Linked DNA regions of Homo sapiens: region 1 is linked to region 2. Evidence: chromatin loops called from intact Hi-C (ENCODE). Cell type or tissue: PC-3. All regions are shown on one strand. Links, peaks and the distances in the headings refer to the core of each region. The heading gives the core; the rest is flanking DNA.

Region 1 (6,516 bases), core at 2,509-5,008, 49 kb before region 2:
TGAGGATTTAACTTGTAGCTTGGCTTTCAGGCTTTAAACTGTCTTAGGCTTGGAGGTGGGGTTTCAGCAGGGACCCACCCCTATCTGCCTAGGCATTTGGCTGCCTCCTGACATTATCAGCAGTAAATAATTGAAAACAATTTTTATATTTAGCAAGATGTGAGTGACTAAATAACCTAAACAACATTCATTGAATGAATTTTAGTTCATTAATTGAACTTTATTTTATTGAGTTAAATACTATAATGTGGAAGAGATAAAATATACATTTTACACACAATGGTATGACTTTATATAAAAAAACTGCTAAAGAAAATACCAAATGAGAATATAGGAAAAGTTTCAGAATTATGTTTTGGTAGTTTGATTATGGATATTTTACATTTTTTTTACATAATTATCTTTATTATGTGCATGTGTGCATGTTATTTTTACAATGAAAACATGGTTTAAGGAAGAAAACATACGTATTTTTTCCATTTTAAGTGGTACATAATGTGCTTCTTTAAAATAATTTCAGCACTTACTATAAATGCTGGCATTTGAGTAACTTTCCCCTGTGCAGACCAAAGGCTTATCACGGTTTAGGCTTTGTTCCTTGTCTTATGTTGGTCATCAATTCATTTGACAAGTTTCATTAAAGTACTTTACCTCCAGGCTAGAGTGAGTGAAATGTGTATTACTCAAATTAAAATTGATGTTGTTCCACAGAGAAATTTCATAACAGATGTTACCTAATTTGTTCAGAAGACATTTTATTTTGTTCACAACATGCATGTTCTAGCATAATCTCAGTCTCTTAGATATAGATAGAAGTTGGTAAATGAATGCTCCCAGTTTCTAAACATCTAATACATTGGTTACATTTGTTGATCCAGTAATTCTGTGAAAATTTTGTGTTTCTCTACCTTTATACCTAATAATTTTGCAAGTTGAAATGTCTTAGCTTGTTCCTATTCAGTTCCACCCAGTAATATGGAAATAATCCTTGCTCTAGTTTTAAGTAAGTTGAGGAGTCTGAGCAGTCTTCCAGTATCAAGTATACCTTGCTTCAGTAGCAATCTGATATAATTTCCCACTTTTAATCATGGAGATTTTCCTGAGAGAGTAAGTTCTTTGTATAATGAATAACCCAGGGAGAATTGCTCTCATAGCCACGTAATTATTGTTTTCTCATTTTTTGGTAAACTGAAGATGAAGCTTATCCATCACAATGTCTTTTACTAAATATAACAGAAACCCCAACTCTAATGTATTTAAATAATAAGGCTACTTGTTATTTCATATAATAATAGGTGGTGGTTCGCAGGCCTTATGGTTAGTTCATTCAGACATATTTCAATAACATCATTAATAATCCAGTTTCTTTTTTTCTTGTTATTCTTTTTTTTTTTTTTTAACTTTGCCATTTCCTTGGTGCCAGCTTTTCCTTTGGCCTTAGTAACATCAAAGTTTCAGGTTGGTTGAGGCTATTCTGAGCATAAAGTCCAAAAAATATCTTCTGGGAGAAAAGAAATGTGTTTCTGTTCTGTCTACCTAAGAGGTAGGTAACTCTTGCAGAGGCCTTTCCGTAAACTACCCTTTGTATCTCATTGGTTATAACTGGGTAACATGCTTACCCCTAAACCAAAAGAAATAATACATGGATCAATATGACTCCTGATAATCTTTCAGGGGTGTTACAAAGTCAAAACTATTTTCATTATGATACTAAGATACCATTTGCCTTCTTCAGTATGTTGACTGATGGGACAAAGGTAATGGTGTGTAAAACTGCTAATACCTTAGCAAAAATCAAGGCATTGGTGCTGAACTGCATTAGCAGTTATCATACTGTTGTATTATTGACTGCTATGCAATTGCCTTTTTAAAAAAAAAAAGCCAATTTTATGCATTTTATCTGAGAATGTCCTTGATTTGCAGAAGAAATTTATTTTATCAGACTATATTTTTTTAATTTTTAATTTCTACATTTTGTGGATACAGAGCAGATGTATGTATGTATTTATGGGTTATAGGAGATATTTTGATACAGGCATACAAGTGAACTATTTCTCCATTAGTTCACTCGTTTTAAATTTTAGCTACCACAAATAAGTAAGATTAGTTTGTCTTTCTGTACCTGGCTTATTTCACTTAACATAATGACTTCCAGTTCCATCCATGTTCTTGCAAAGGACAAGATCTTGTTATTTTTTTAAGGCTGAATAGTACTCCATTGCGTATATGTACATTTTCTTTATGCATTCATCTGTTGATGGACACAGGTTGCTTCCAAATCCTGGCTATTGGGAGCAGAGCTGCAACAAACATGCGAGTGCAGATATGCCTTTGATATACTGATTTCTTTTGGTTATATACCAAGCAGTGAGATTGGTAGATTATATAGTAGCTCTATTTTTAGTTTTTTGAGGAGCTTCCAAACTGTTCTCTATAATGCTTGTACTGATTTACATTCCCACTAACAGTGTACCAGTATTCCCCTTTCTCCACATCCTTGTCAGCATGTATTGTTGCTTGTATTTGAAAAAAGCCATTATAACTACAGTGCAATGATATCTCATTGTAGTTTTAATTTGCATGTCTTTGATAATAAGTAATAGTGAGCAGCTCTGCATATACTTGTTTGCCATTTGTATGTTTTCTTTTGAGAAATGTCTATTCAGATGTTTCGCCAATTTTAAAAATCAGAGTATTAGATTGTATCTTCACAAGTCATTTGAGCTGCTTATATATTCTATTTATTAATCCCTTGTTAGATGGGTAGTGTGCAAATATTCTATTCTGTGGATTTTCTCTTCACTTTGTTGATTGTTTCCTCTGCTGTGCAGAAACTTTAGATGTGATCCCATTCAGTCATATTTGCTTTTTTTGCCTGAACTTGTGGGGTATACTCAATAAATCTTTGCCCAGTCCAATGTCCCAGAGAGTTTTCCCAAATTTTTCTTTCAGTAGTTTCATAGTTTGAGGTCTTAGATTTAAGTTTTCAATTTATTTTGATTTGATTTTTGTACATGGCAAGAGATAGATAGAGGTCTAGTTTTGTGCTTCTGCATATAGAGTTGCAGTTTTTTCAGTACTATTTATTGAAGAGACTGTCCTTTTCCCAATGTTATGTTCTTGGCATCTTTGTTGAAAATTAGTTCACTGTAGATATACGGATTTGTATTGGGGCTCTCTACTCTGTTCCATGGGTCTGGGTCTGTTTTTATACCAGTATGATGCCATTGTGGTTTCTCCAGCTTTGTTGTATAATTTGAAGTAAGATTATGTGATTCCTTCACTTTTGTTCTTTTTGCTTAGGATAACTTTGGCTATGTGGGGTCTTTTGTAGTTCCATATAAATTTTGGGTTTCTTTTTCTATTTCTGTGAAGGATGTCATTCTTATTTTGATAGGAATTGTATTAAATCTTTATATTTCTTTGAATAGTATTGACATTTTAACAATATTGATTCTTCTAGTCTGTGACAAAAGAATATCTTTCTTTTTTGGAGTTCTCTTCATTGTTGAATGAATGTTTTATAGTTTTCATTGTAGAGATCTTTCACTTGTTTGGTTTACTTAATTCCTAGGTACTTAATTTCATTTGTGGCTATTGTAAATGGTATTACTTTCCTGATTTCTTCTTCTGATTGTTTGCTGTTGGCATATAAAAATTCAACTAATTTTTGTATGTTGATTTTGTATCTTACAACTTTACTGAATTTATCAAATAGCTTTTTAGTGGAGCATTTGGAATTTCCAAATATAAAATCATATCATTTACAGACAAGAATAATTTGACTTCCTCTGCCAGGGTCTGACCTACAGACCCAGGATGCACAATGGATGAATAACATACTCAGACACCAATATTCAGTAAAAGAGCAAGCCAGGGAGCCAGGCCACTCACAGAAAGAGTTTTGGCAGCCACACACCCTGACTAGTTGGCTCTATGGTCACTTACTCAGCACAGATTTAATGCCAAAGGCTTTGAGTCAACCACCTGAGGGTAATTAATCAATCTGGTCGCCCACCCACCCCCCCGCCACCCCCCCGCACCCCCCCCGAGAGATCAGTCCTGCCTTCGAATGATCAAAGGTCAGTCTTGGGACCAGATGAGTAAACAAGCTCTTTAGATAACTCCCTTGCATTCCTTTGTACCTACTCTAAGCTACTAACTTAAGGTAAGAGGATTAGGCTGCCTTCAGCCAAATCTTTCACTAAAGCTACACAAACCTCCCAGCCTTCCAAGAAAGTTTGTGTCTATTTCCTATAACTTTATCTTTATAATTTTTCCCACCACTTTGACTGATCCCCTACATTCTTTCTTTCCAATTTAGATGCCTTTATTTTATTTTCTTGTCTGATTGCTCTAACTAGGACTTTCAGTACTATGTTGAATAACAGTAGTGAAAGTGGGTACCCTTATCTTCTTCCAGGTCCTAGAGGAAAGAGTTTTCATTTTTTCCCCATTCAGTATGATAATAGCTATGGGTCTGCCATATATGGCTTTTACCATGTTGAGATATGCTTCTTCTATATGCAATATTTTGAGTTTTTATTATGAAGGGATGTTGAAGCTTATAAAATGCTTTTTCAGCAGCAGTTGAAATTATTATATGGTTTTTGCCCTTAATTCTGTTGATATAATGTACCACATTGATTGATTTGTGTATATTAAACCATCTGGCAACACTGGGAATATTAGTCTGTTCTTACACTGCTATGATGAAATACCTGAGACTGGGGAATTTATAAAGGAAAGAGGTTTTATTGATTCATGGTTCTGCAGGGCTGAGGAGGCCTCAGGAAACTTACAATCATGGCAGAAGGGGAACCAAACATTGGCAACAAGGAGACGTGCCAAGCAAAAGATGAAAAGTTCCTTATAAAACCATCAGATATCATGAGAACTCACTCATTATCTCAGGAACAGCAGCATGGGAGTAACCACCCCCATGGCTCAATTACCTCCCACTGGGTCCCTCCCACAACACATGGGGATTATAGGAACTACAATTCAAGATGAGATTTGAGTGGAGACACAGCCAAACCATATTATTCTGCCACTGGCCTCTTCCAAATCTCATGTCCTCACATTTCAAAACAAAATCATGCCTTCCCAATAGTCCCTCAAAGTCTTAATTCATTCCAACATTAACCCAAAAGTCTAAGTACAAAGTCTTATCTGAGACAATATAAGTCCCTTCCACCTACGAGCCTGTAGAATATAAAGCAAATTAGTTACTTCCTAGAAACAATGGAGGTACAGGCATTGGGTCAATACATCTGTTCCAAATGGGAGAAATTGGCCAAAACAAAAGGGCAATAGGCCCAATGCAAGTCCGAAATTCAACAGAGCAGTCATTAAACCTTAAAGTTCAAAAACAATCTCCTTTGACTCCATGTCTCACATCCAGGTCATGCTGATGCAAGACATGGGTTCCCATGGTCTTGGGCAGCTCCGCCCCAGTGGGTTTGCAGAGTACACCCACCCCCCTGGCTTCTTTCATGAGCTGGTGTTGGGTGTTTGCGGCTTTTCCAGGTACATAGTGCAAGCTATCAGTGTTTCTACCATTCTGGGGTCTGGAGGACGGTGGCCCTCTTCTCATACCTCCATTAGGCAGTGCCCCAGTGGGGAATCTGTGTGGGGGCTCCAACCTCACAGTTCCCTTTCACACTGCCCCAGCAGAGGTTCTCCATGAGGGCTGCAACCCTGCAGCAAACTTCTGCCTTGATATCCAGGCAATTCCATACAACCTCTGAAATCTAGGCAGAAGTTCCAAAACCTCAATTCTTGACTTATGTGCAACTGCAGGCTAAACAACACTTGGAAGCTGCCAAGGCTTGGGGCTTGCACCCTCTGAAGCCACGACCCGAGCTGAAACTTGGCCCCTTTAGCCATGGCTGGAGTAGCTGGGACACAGGGCACCAAGTCACTAGGCTGCACATAGCAGGGGGGCCATTGGGCCTGACCCACAAAACCATTTTTTCCTCTTGGGTCTCTGGGCCTGTGATGTGAGGGGCTGCTGTGAAAGTCTTCAACATGCCCTGGAGACACATTGTCTTGGAAAGCTCCTCGTTACTTATGCAAATTTCTGTAGCAGGCTTGAATTTCTCCTCAGAAAATGGGTTTTTCTTTTTTATCGCATTGTCGGGCTGCCACTTTCCCAAACTTTTGTGCTCTGGTTCCTCTTAAACCCTTTGCCACTTAGAAATTTATTCTGCCAGATACCCTAAATCATCTCTCTTAAGTTAAAAGTTCCACAGATCTCTAGGGCAGGGGTAAAGCACAGCAAAAATCACTTTTACTCCAATTGCTACCAAGTTCCTCATCTCCATCTGAGACCATCTCAGCCTAGATTTCATTGTCCATATCACTATCAGCATTTTGGTCAAAGCCATTCAGCAAGTCTCCAGGAAGGCTCAAACTTCCCCAGATCTTCCTGTCTTCTTATGAGCCCTCCAAACTGTTCCAACCTCTCCCTGTTACCCTGTCCCAAAGTTGCTTCCACATTTTCGGGTATCTTTA
Region 2 (6,516 bases), core at 1,909-4,408:
AAATTTTTCTAAAGAGATAGATATTTTAAAGAAAAACTTCAGAATGTCTGGAAATAAAAGACACATTTAGGAAATTACAAAATGCAGTGTAAAGTATTAAGAAACTAGACGAAATAGAAGAAGGAATTTCAGAGCTCAAAGACAAGGCATTCAAATTAACCCAATGAGACAAAAATAAAGAATAAAGAATCAAAAGAAATGAGCAAAGGCCTCCAAGAAATATGGGATTATGTAAAATGGCCAAGCCTAAGAATAATTTATGTTCCTAAGCGAAAAAAGAAAGCAAAAAAGTTTGGAAAACTTATTTGAGGGAATAATTGAAGAAAATTTTCCTGGCCTGGCTAGAAATTTAGATGTCCAAATACAAGCAGCTCAAAGAACTCCCAGGATATTCATTGCAAAAAGGACACCACTAAGGCACATAGTCACCAGGCTACCTGAAGCCAACATGAAAAAAAAAATTCAAAGAAAAGTGAGGCAAAAGCATCAGGAAACCTATCTATAAAGGAAAATCTAGCAGACTAACAGCAGACTTCTCAGTGGAAACCTTACAAACCAGAAGGGATTGGGGTCATATCTTTAGTCTCCTTAAACAGAATAATGGTCAGTCAAGAATTTTGTATCCTGCAAAACTAAGTTTCATAAATGAAGGAGAAATAAATTTATTTTCAGACAAACAAATACTGAGAGAATTTGTCACTACAAGACCAGCCCTAAAAGAAATGCTAAAAGGAGTTCTAAATCTTGAAATAACAGTTTAATATGCACCAGAATAGACCTCTTGAAAGACTCTTGGAACTCACAAGACCTATAAAAAATAACACAACAAAGAAAATAAAGTATCTAGGTGTATTAATCCATTATCACACTGCTATAAAGAACTACCTGATACTGGATGATTTATGAAGAAAAGAAGTTTAATTTACTCATAGTTCCACAGGCTCCCCAGGAATCATAGCTGGGAGGCCTCAGGAAATTTACAATCATGGCAGAAAGTGAAGGGGAATCAGGCATGTGTTACCATGGTGAAGCAGGAGAGAAAATGAAGGGGGAAGTGCCACACACTTTTAAACAACCAGATTGCCTAAGAACTCACTATCACAAGAACAGCAAGGGGAAATGCACCGCCATGATCCAATTGCCTCCCACCAGGTCCCTCCCCCAACATTGGGAATTACAATTCAACATGAGATTTGGGTGGAGGCACAGAGCCTAACCATATCACTAGGTAACAATTAACATGATGAATGGAAAAGTACCTCACATTTCAATGTTAACATTGAACATAAATGACCTAAATGCTCCTCTTAAAAGATAAAGATTAGCAGAATGGATAAAAAATTACAAACCAAATATCTACTATCTTCAAGAGATTCATCTAACATGTAAGGATTCATAAAAACTCAAGGTAAACGGGTTGGAAAAGATATTTTATGGAAATGGAAACCAACAATAAGCAGGAGTACTGAGAAGAATTGGTACCAATCCAAAAGACTGAGAAAGAGGAAATTCTCCCTAATGAACTGAAGCCAGTATCACCCTGATACCCAAACCAGGAAAGGACATAACCAAAAGAGAAAACTACAGACCAATATATTTGATGAACATAGATGGAAAAAATAAACCTGATGAACACAGATGGAAAAATCCTCAACAAAATGCTAGGTAAATGAATACATCAGCACATCAGAGAGGTAATATACCATGATCACGTGCATTTCATCTTAGGGATGCAGGGATGGTTTAACATATGCAAGTCAATACATGTGATATACCACATAAACATAATTAAAAACAAAAACCATATGATCATTTCAATAGATGCAAGAAAAAGCATTTGAAAAACATCCAGCATCCCTTTATAATAAAAGCCCTCCACACACTAGGCATAAAAAGGACATATCTCAAAATAATAAAAGCTATATATGATAAACCCACAGGCAACATCATACTGAATGGGGAAAAGTTGAAAGCATTCCCCCTGAGAACTGACTCTAGGCAAGGACACCCGCTTTAAATACTTCTATTCAACACAGTACTGGAAGTCCCAGCCAAAGCATTCAGGCAAGAGAAAGAAATAAACGGCATCCAAATTGTAAAAAAGGAAAGTCAAACTACCACTGTTCGCCAATGATTTAGTTGTATACCTAGAAAACCCCAGACTCCTCCAAAGGACTACTAGATTTGATAAATGAATTCAGTAAAGTCTCAGGTTACAAAATCAGTGTACACACATCAGTAGCACTGCTATATACCAACAATGACCAAGATGAGAATGAAATCAAGAACTCAATCCCTTTTACAATAGCTGCAAAAAAATTAAAATACCTTGGAATATGCTTAACCAAGGAGGTGAAAGATCCATACATGGAAAGCTATTAAACACTGCTGAAATAAATTACAGATGACACAAACAAGAGAAAATACATTCCAGACTCATGGATTGGGAGAATTAATATCATGAAAATGACCTCACCGCCCAAAGCATTCTAACAATTCAATGCAATTCCTATAAAATATTAAGATCATTTTTTACAGAATTAGAAAAAAAATTCTAAAATTCATATGGAACCAAAACAGAGCCTGAATAGCCAAAGCAATCCTAAGCAAAAAGAACAAATCTAGAGGCATGACATTACCTGACTTCAAATTATACTACAAGTCTATAGTTACCAAAACAGCATGGTATTGCTATAAAAGTAGACACTGGACCAGTGGAACAGAATAGAGAACCCAGAAATAAAGCCAAATACTTACAGCCTTACTGCTTTATCTTTGAAATAGATAACAAAGATAACGAAACATAAATTGGCAAAAGGACATCCTACTTAATAAATGGTGCAGAGAAAACTGGATAGCCACATGTGGAAGAATGAAATTGGATCCCTATCTCTCATACAAAAAATCAACTCATGATAGATCAAATACTTAAATCTAAGACTTAAACCATTAAAACTCTAGAAGACAACCAAGGAAAAGCTCTTCTGGATATTAGTTTAGGCAAAGAATTTATGACTAAGTCCCCAAAAGCAAATGCCACAAAACCAAAAATAAATAAATGGGACCTAATTAAACTAAAAAGTTTCTTCATAGCAAAACAAATAATCAGCAGAGTAAACAGACAACCCACAGAGTTGGAGAAAAAGACTAATATCCAGAATCTATAATGAATTCAAATCATCAAGAAAAAAAAAATCCCATCAAAAAGCAGGCAAATGGCATAGATACTTCTCAAAAGAAGATACAGAAATGGTTAACGAACATATAAATAAAATGCTCAACATCACTAATCATCAGGAAATTCAAATTAAGACCACAATGAGCTACCACGTTACCCTTGCAAAAATGGCCATTATTAAAAAGTAAAAAAACAATAGATGTTGTCATACATGTAGTGAAAAGGAAATGCGTATACATTGCTGGTGGGAATGTAAATTTGCACAACCACTGTGGAAAACAGTATAGAGGTTTCTTAAAGAAGCAAAAGTATTCAGTTTGTACAACAGTAATTGTGGGTTTTGCCATTACTTTAATAGTAAAATTACTTTAATTAATTACTGCTGCACTAACCTATCTATCAGCAATCCTGCTCCTGGATATCTACCCAAAGGAAAAATCATTGTATCAAAAAGACTCCAGCATGTATATGTTTACTGCAGCACAATTCACAATTGCAAAGATATGGAACCAACCTAAATGAGTGGATAAAGAAAATGTGGTGTATGTGAAATATATATGTCTATCGTGTGTGTGTGTGTGTGTGTGTGTGTGTGTGTGTGTGTATAATTTTCTCTGTGTCTCACCTTTGATAAACTTTGAAATTTGTATACAGAAAACATTTGACCTGGCTTTCACAGAGTTACCCCTGGACTAAAAATCAAAGTGGGAGAAAAACAGATGAATGTTATATGCTTTTTAAATTGATAATAATGTTTGTGATTTAGAATGCCAGTGTGTGCATTCAGTGAAAAATGACTATTAAAAATCCAGCAGTGGCCATATCAGTGTTTTAGAACATTTGCTTAAATAAAGGAATCTTGGATTCAGTCATCAGGTTAAGAGAAGTCTTGGCTGGGCGCGGTGGCTCACGCCTGTAATCCCAGGACTTTGGGAGGCCAAGGCGGGCAGATCACGAGGTCAGGAGATCGAGACCATCCCGGCTAACACGGTGAAACCCCGTCTCTACTAAAAATACAAAAAATTAGCCAGGCGTAGTGGCGGGCGCCTGTAGTCCCAGCTACTTGGGAGGCTGAGGCAGGAGAATGGTGTGAACCCGGGAGGCGGAGCTTGCAGTGAGCCGAGATCCCGCCACTGCCCTCCAGCCTGGGCGACAGAGCGAGACTCCGTCTCAAAAAAAAAAAAAGAGAGAAGTCTCAAGTGACGTTTCCAGAGTCATATATTTCTGCTTTTGTTAAAACATCCACAATATTAATCCAGTAGTGACCAGAGACTCTGAGTCTCAACATCATTAACACACACAAACACACACACAATAGTTCAATGATATTACCTAGGTGAAGACAATTGGATGCAAAATCAGTTAATCAATATTAATTTATTTGAATGGAAATGCCCAATAAATGAAAGTATGATCATGTATATCTAAGCATAGGTTCCTGATACCTAAATATAGTTTTCAAACTGTCAATATTGTACAAAGATGCTCAATGACTTTGCCTTTATTACATCTTTCTTCTATGCTTTAGGAGGTGGTTCTGGGAAAAGATATTTTATAAGGTTACAAAAGCTTATTGCTTTAAAAACTTCAGTAGTCTTAAGAGATGGCATCTTGATGTAGAGTCATATTCCCAGAAGCTTTAACAATGCAAAATATGGGGTACTGTAGTGACCTTTTAGTTACACCCATAGCTTCCAGGATACTTCCTGGGAAACAGACAAGCAGCATACTCCATCTATTGCTGACCTTGAGCTAGTTACTCATTCACAAAAGTTCTATTTGAATTCAGTGTTGGCATTCATACTTGAATTTAGAGTAGAAACAGGGACACTGCATGCATATAAAAATGATTAATTTCTGAATTCAATTAACTGATAAACTGTTTCATTGTTCTTTTAGGTGTTTTTCCATCTCTGGTTTTAAAATTTAGTTCTTGTTTTATAGTTTTTACTAAACTTTCACAAATTAATCTTCTAAGACAGTTTCTTTCTTGATGGTATCTGTTTTCCTCAGCCTACAGAAAATTTCACTTTATCCATTGAATAATAGGTATTGACTGCATTCTATGTGTATAACATACTAGACACTAGTGAGAACACACAGGTATAAAAACTATTGAGAATTGTATAGTCTCATTGAGAAAGCAAGTCAGTCTCAAAAGGATATAGTGTTGTCTATAAATTCTACAGAGGGTCAGACAAGGGGAGACAGTTGTGGATCTCCATGATCATGGAAGTCTTCACAGCAATGGGAGAAAATATTCCCAGCATGCAGTAATAGAGTTTTTAAAAAATTAAAAGGCAAGAAAAAAAGTTGTCTGTAGGCCCCTGAGGCAATAGTTGTTGCTGGATCACATGGTTAATAAGATAAAGTGGAAAACATATTATTACAAAATACATCAAGACCGGATTACAGAGTCTCATTAAAAAGGGCCAACAGAATATTTTAATAATTTAAGCAACTGCGAGTCTGTTAATCCGATTAAAAATAAATTCTCCAAAAGCCAACACTGAAGGCTTTATCCTGCTAACAATTTTTTTTTTTTTTTTTTGAGATGGAGTCTCACTCTGCAGCCCAGGCTGGAGTGCAGTGGCGCGATCTCAGCTCACTGCAAGCTCCGCCTCCCAGGTTCACGCCATTCTCCTGCCTCAGCCTCCCGAGTAGCTGAGACTACAGGCCCCTGCCACCACGCCCGACTAATTTCTTTTTGTATTTTTAGTAGAGACAGGGTTTCACTGTGTTAGCCAGGATGGTCTTGATCTCCTGACCTCGTGATCCACCCGCCTCGGCCTCCCAAAGTGCTGGGATTACAGGCATGAGCCACGGCACCTGGCCTATCCTGCTCACTATTTGAGAGCTGACTACCCTCTACTCCCACTCGTCATTATTAATTACTCAGATGACCGTGAAAACAAAATTAGTTGTTCTCCCCCTACCCCTGCTGGCTGCCCTGGTACTGGACTTGGATTCTTCAGTGTATTATGCTAAAGAAGATCTGGCTCCAAATATCAGCCCTATCATATCACATAGCCCTGGCTGTGTGAGCTTGGATGTGACATTTGAATAATTCATGAACGTCAGTTTCATTGCCTATAAAATGGGGATAACTGTTATCTATCTGAAAGAGTGGTTTTGAGGATTATATAAATAATGGCAAGCACCTGAAACATGAAGGAAAACTAAATTCTTATTTCTAGAATAACTGCTTTCCTTTAAAATGAGTGACTCTTTGCATAATTAGCACAGATCCACAGCTCTCTTCCACACCTTGCAAGGAAAAGGAGGAGATTCCTAGCCCAAGAACTATTGTTCTCGCTATTCCCTAAGAGCTTCACTTT

Evidence for each region. Peaks named below come from ENCODE experiments on the same cell type or tissue, not always from the same donor. Only the 100,000 strongest peaks of a DNase experiment are listed, where the experiment ranks them.
Region 1: it touches region 2 in a loop (4-fold over the local background); 1 of 110 quality-filtered maps calls a loop at or near these places.

The regions. Positions count from the first base shown.
Region 1 is chr14:40,161,775-40,168,290 of GRCh38, reverse strand. No RefSeq gene overlaps it. Among named protein-coding and RNA genes, the nearest start is that of FBXO33, 730 kb to the right of the region's middle. In PC-3, for the core only: no CTCF peak of the experiment used is centred there; a DNase peak (open chromatin) is centred at 3,950; H3K27ac peaks cover 1,574 bases.
Region 2 is chr14:40,112,241-40,118,756 of GRCh38, reverse strand. No RefSeq gene overlaps it. Among named protein-coding and RNA genes, the nearest start is that of FBXO33, 680 kb to the right of the region's middle. In PC-3, for the core only: no CTCF peak of the experiment used is centred there; a DNase peak (open chromatin) is centred at 3,006; H3K27ac peaks cover 1,541 bases.